Linked DNA regions of Homo sapiens: region 1 is linked to region 2. Evidence: chromatin loops called from intact Hi-C (ENCODE). Cell type or tissue: IMR-90. All regions are shown on one strand. Links, peaks and the distances in the headings refer to the core of each region. The heading gives the core; the rest is flanking DNA.

Region 1 (2,902 bases), core at 403-2,902, 74 kb before region 2:
TCGGCAGTGCTGCATCCCTGGCTTGACCTGGAGGTAGCAATTCCTTCAAGCCATTTGCTCATCTTACATTGGTTCGTGGGCCATGGAATGGTGTCGAGAGCTTTCTGCCTATCTTCCAAGGAGGTTTAGGTCCTGCCAAGAGCTCACAGATCCTATTTCTTGCCTTATCTCTGGCATTTATTTCTTCCTTAACCAGCCTAGCTTCAGTGCTCCAGAAAAGTGCCCTGCCCTTCCACACCAGGATCCCTAGCGACTCCCGAATGATGCTTTCTTGGACTCTGTTCACATGGCCTCAGCCCTTCTGCACCCTGCTGCACGAAACCTGGTGCCAGGCCAGGCCAGGCCAGCCGGATCCCTGCTTACTCCTTACCCTGACATCCCGCTGGTGGAGAGGGATGGAGGTAACTGCAAGTGAAAGACCAGTTAGAGGACCGCATCTGGAAGCTGTGCCAAATTTTAAATACTGTATATTTAAATATATATTTTTATATTATATACTATATATATAACATTATGAGCCACCAAACCCAAAGAACTATAATGAAGAGCCAAACAAAACAAAGTGGCTCAGGTTCTAGGGGACGTCCTAGGGTGGAGAAAGAGGCCTGGAAGGTGGGCAGCCCCTTCCATCGAGGGTGGGGCGGCCGCCTGACCCAGTCCACCTGCACCAGTGGGGTGTGGCATCAGTTAAGCAAAGGACCCTTAGGCCTATGCAACATTTCTGCCCCTAAGTTAGAGAACCACCTTTTAGAGTGGCGATCTCATGGGAGTGGCAGCTTGACTCTGCAGGAAATGTGGGTGCTATGAGTGCAGAACAGAAACTCTTACGCGTTCTGATATAAAAACAATACATGAAAGGATGTGGATTTAGCCGCAAAATCACGCTGTTTCAATTGAATAAAGGCACCGCTGGGATTCGAACCCAGGATCTCCTGTTTACTAGACAGGCGCTTTAACCAACTAAGCCACGGCGCCGAAGCTGCCATAAAGGTTCCTGAAATTCATCTACAAGAATATAGAGCTAGGAACCCGGACCGAGCTTTTTCAGATCTTTCTAGAACTAATTTGGTAACTCAACTGGCTCTTGCATCACTTGTCCATTCCTCGGATTTCCTTCAATGTCCAAAGACGTTAATCATAGATTTCAAACCAAAATCATAGACTCTAAATCAAATTCTCGATTCTAGAGTTCCTAGATGAGAGGTTTGGAGGGTGCCGACTGGATCATCCCATCCTGGAGAGAAATATGGTCAGTATGCTGAAGAAAAAAATATGACGTAGTCGGCAGGATTCGAACCTGCGCGGGGAGACCCCAATGGATTTCTAGTCCATCGCCTTAACCACTCGGCCACGACTACGAGGCTTAGGGCTTCGTTTTCATCCAATGCCTTTCTTACTTCCCTTGACTGACAAACATCTGCCTCCATGAAAGCGCTTCAGGGAAAAAAAGACGCGGCGGTTGCACGTGAACCTTCCTTTCACCCGGGTGCCCAGAGACTCCTCCCTCCAAGCCTTCGGGAGCGCTAGTGATTCAGGGAATAGGAAGCAGTAGGTGCAATATAATTCTGTTACCAGAAGGCAACTGGCTCCGGGTAGAAACTTCCGGATAACAGCAGAGGGTCAGAAAACAAAACACACACAAAAAAAAGCCACCCACTGGCCCGTACGGGGTTCGAACCCGCGACCTTGGCGTTATTAGCACCACGCTCTAACCAACTGAGCTAACCGGCCACTAACTTTCCGGGTCTACTTCAAATCTTAATATAGGGTATTGCTACCATAAAAGCAGCATAAATCCCAACATATGGGTTTAACCACGCTCTAAAGGTCTCCCAAACACGAACAAATCCTAACAGCCAGGAAGAAATGGCCTCCCAGTAGCTCTGAAAGATGTGCCTCAGCTCATCTTTCCACCTCTCCATCTATCAGTCCCCAGTAAAGAAATGCAGCAACACCAGCCAAAGGCATTGGTATCTCCAAAGAATTGTTCCTAGATCCCCTAATTGTACGGTTGTGATTTCGGAGCACCTTCTGGTCTCAAGGTATATCGATCAAGGATCTGCCTTAGGCCAGGCCCTTGGGAAACCTACAGGGCTAACCGTAGCCTGGGGCCCTATAGCACAGTCACCCAGAGTCCTCACCTGCCCCTGCTTGTGCCTGGCACTTGCCTCCCCCTACACCTTCTTTGTGCTTGTGAACACCTCTAGGCATTCATATTTGACTTCCTGCAGGGCCCAGCCTTACTGACTGAGACCATCATAGCTATGCTCTCTGCCTTGCCGCCAACTCCCCAATTTACTTCCTTTACAGACTGATTTTGGTACCATTTCTTCTGCTGGACGAAAAGCTCTTCTCTTCCAAATCACTTTCCACCTTTGGCCCTGGCGGCAAAGGGCTGAAATGATGATGAACGACTAGGAGTTCCTAGGAGGTGGACAACTAGGAGTCAGGAGGCCTGGGACCCCAGAGATGAGTACCAGTGAGAAATGACACCAGAGGGCTTCATTGCAGGTCAATAGGCCTGTCACCATCACCCCACAGCGAGCAAGTCTTTTGTTCCCTCAGCTCCTGCGACAAAGTCAGAACCCAGGTGCTCAGGGCCGCCTGTGAATGCAGGTGCCTTGTCCCAATCAGAGGACATATTAATAGGGCCATGATTTCCTGTTGCCACAATTTTGCCAAGGCAGGCTGGCACCAGAACACCAAAGAAGGGAAATTATAGTGGAGTAGCAGTTTGTGAATCTGGAGTCCTTGGTTCAATCACAGAACAAGTAGGGAGAGGAGCCAGGACCTAGGCCTTCAGGTTTTCAGCAAGGAAGGACTCTCAGGCCATCCTTGCAGTTCAGTTAACAGGAGGAAGCAAGGATCCCCAGAGAGCTGGAGTACTCTGACTCTCGGATAG
Region 2 (2,911 bases), core at 245-2,744:
CACCTGAGGTTGGGGGTGTGAAACCAGCCTGACCAACATGGGGAAACTTCTTCTCTACTAAAAAAAATACAAAATTAGCTGGGGGTGGTGGCGCATGCCTGTAATCCCAGCTACTCGGGAGGCTGAGGCAGGAGAATCACTTGAACCCCGGAAGTGGAGGTTGCAGTGAGCAGGAGATTGCGCCATTGCACTCCAGCCTGGGCAACAAGAGTTAAACTCTGTCTCAAAATTACATCTATCTATCTATCTATCTATCTATCTATCTATCTATCTATCTATCTATATATATATATATCAGGGCTGGGCATGGTGGCTCAGGCCTGTAATCCCAGCACTTTGGGAGGCTGAGGTCAGCGGATCATGAGGTCGAGAGATCGAGACCATCCTGCCCAACATGGTGAACCCTCATCTCTACTAAAAAAAAAAAATACAAAAATTGGCCGGGTGTGGTGGCTCATGCCTGTAATCTCAGCACTTTGGGAGGCCGAGGAGGGCGGATCACCAGGTCATGAGGTCGAGACCATCCTGGCTAACACAATGAAACCCCATCTCTACTAAAAATACAAAAAATTAGCCAGGCGTGGTGGCAGGTGCCTGTAGTCCCAGCTACTAGGGAGGCTGAGGCAGGAAAATGGCATGAACCCAGGAGGCGGAGCTTGCAGTGAGCCGAGATCGCGTCACTGCACTCCAGCCTGGGCGACAGAGTGAGACTCTGTCTCAAAAAAAAAAAAAAAAATTGAGGCCGGATGCAGTGGCTCATGCTTGTAATCCCAGCACTTTGGGAGGCCGAGGTGGGTGGATCACCTAAGGCCAGGAGTTCGAGACCAGCCTGGTCAACCTGGTGAAACCCCATTTCTACTAAAAATACAAAAATTAGCTGGGTGTGGTGGCGGGCACCTGTAATCCCAGCTACTCGGGAGGCTGAAGCAGGAGAATCACTTCAACCCAGGAGGCGGAGTTTGCAGCGAGCCGAGATCGCACCACTGCACTCCAGCTGGGCAACAGAGCTAGACTCCGTCTCAAAAAACAACAACAACAACAACAACAAAACAAACAAACAAAAAAAACCCAAAAATGTATAATTAGGCCCAAGGTCACCTAGATTTTCTTTTATGTTTTCTTCTAGAAGCTTTATAGTTTTACTTTTTACATTTAGGTCTATGATCCATTTTGAGTTAATTTTTGTAAATTATGTGAGGTCTGGGTTTGGTTTCTTCTCATCCTCCTCTCTCTTTTCTTCTTTCTTCTTTCCTCCTCCTCCTCCTTCGTCGTCTTCTTCCTCTTCCTCCTCTTCTTCTCCTTCTTCTTCTTTTTCTCCTTCTTCTTTCTTCTTCTTCCTTTGGTCCTTTGTAAAAAATCTGTTTTCTATATTTGTGTGGCTCGATTTCTGTGCCCTCACTTCTGTTCCCTTGATCTGTGTGTCTAGCCTTTGACCAATATCATGCTGTCTTGATTTATTGTAGGCTGTTACCATTTTTTCCTGGATGTGAATGTCATGAATCAGATTTGAGAGGAGTTGCATAGGGAACGTAAAAGTCCCCAGGTGTCTGAAAGAAGGGGTGGTAACATAGAGAGGGAGCGAGAAAGACGGGGAGGCTTGGAGGGCAGGGGGCTGTGTCTTTCTTGCCTCTTCCTTGGTAGCCTAGACACTGATGGGTTCCTTTTGGCTGCTGAGCGCGCACCCGAAGTGCTCAAACTCCACCTAGTGGTGGTGAGGAAGGATCGTCTCTGTGTATCCTCACCTGGGCCAAAACCTGTATAAATTCCCAGAGCAGGCCAGCTTTTCCTTACTGCTTCTTCCTGATTTATCCCCCATCACAGGCAGGCTACCTACATTAACAGCTTTGCAGACAGAAATGAGGCCCAGGTGTTCTGTGCTCCATGAAAGAGTCTACTGGACTTCCAAGTCCTGGCCCTACCGGAGGGAGCTGGACTCAACACTTCTTTTATTAGAAGCTCCCTTTATAAGGGATTGTTTTGTTGTAAGTGACAGAAATCCAACTCAAACTAGCTTACAAAAAGGGAACTCATTGACTCACACAACTGAAAGCTCCAGACACACACATGACTTCAGGCCAGCAGAATCAGGCACTCAAATCTGTCTCTCTCCACCTCTGCCATGTATCGGTTTTATTCTCAGGCCACCTCACTGATGGCCACTAGCAGCTGCAGGCCCATATTCCACCAGCTTAGCATCCTCAGTGGAAATGTAACTGCCCAGTGGGCTCTTCCTGTCCTCTGCACAAATAAAGACCACGGCATTGCAGTAAAGAAAGAGTTTAATTGACACGAGGCCGGCCATGCCACATGCAAAATTGATTATTACTCAAGTCAATCTCCCTGAAAATTCAGAGATCAGGGTTTTTGATAATTTGGTGGGTAGGGGGTCAGAAAGTGGGGAGTGCTAATTGGTTAGGTGGGAGACGAAATCACAGGGAGTTGAAACTCTCCTCTTTCACTGGGTCGGTTCCTGGGTGGGGGCCACAAGAACAGATGAACCAGTTTATTGATCCGGGTGTTGCCAGATGATGCTTTGAGTGCAGGGTCTGCAAAATATCACAAGCACTCATCTTAGGTTTTACAAGAATGATGTTATCCCCAGGAGCAATTTGGGGAGGTTCAGAATCTTGCAGCCTCCAGCTGCATGACTCCTAAACCAAATCTTATTTATTTATTTTTTTTTTGAGACGGAGTATCGCTTTGTCACCCAGGCTGGAGTGTAATGGCATGGTCTCTGATCACTGCAACCTCTGTCTCCTGGGTTCAAGCGATTCTCCTGTCTCAGCCTCCCGAGTAGCTGGGACTACAGGCGTGCGCCACCACACCCGGCTAATATTTTGTATTTTTAGTAGAGACAGGGTTTCACCATGTTGGCCAGGCTGGCCTTGAACTCCTGACCTCGTGATCTGCC

The links. Hi-C counts contacts between places; a loop is a spot of excess contacts. Peaks named below come from ENCODE experiments on the same cell type or tissue, not always from the same donor. Only the 100,000 strongest peaks of a DNase experiment are listed, where the experiment ranks them.
Region 1: it touches region 2 in a loop (10-fold over the local background); 38 of 110 quality-filtered maps call a loop at or near these places.

The regions. Positions count from the first base shown.
Region 1 is chr17:8,225,334-8,228,235 of GRCh38, forward strand. CTC1 (CST telomere replication complex component 1) reads right to left here. Exons shown (of 23, transcript NM_025099.6): 23 at 1-2,902. The coding sequence ends at 2,847. It overlaps TRT-AGT1-2 (tRNA-Thr (anticodon AGT) 1-2), which reads right to left and starts at 975; the gene lies at 902-975. TRS-AGA2-6 (tRNA-Ser (anticodon AGA) 2-6) reads right to left here and starts at 1,358; the gene lies at 1,277-1,358. It overlaps TRI-AAT4-1 (tRNA-Ile (anticodon AAT) 4-1), which reads right to left and starts at 1,731; the gene lies at 1,658-1,731. In IMR-90, for the core only: no CTCF peak of the experiment used is centred there; DNase peaks (open chromatin) are centred at 918 and 1,468; H3K4me3 peaks cover 1,075 bases; H3K27ac peaks cover 197 bases.
Region 2 is chr17:8,299,127-8,302,037 of GRCh38, forward strand. It overlaps LOC124903915 (a long non-coding RNA gene), which reads right to left. Exons shown (of 2, transcript XR_007065606.1): 2 at 2,262-2,546. Among named protein-coding and RNA genes, the nearest start is that of SLC25A35, 5.2 kb to the left of the region's middle. In IMR-90, for the core only: a CTCF peak has its summit at 1,702 (motif pointing left); a DNase peak (open chromatin) is centred at 1,685.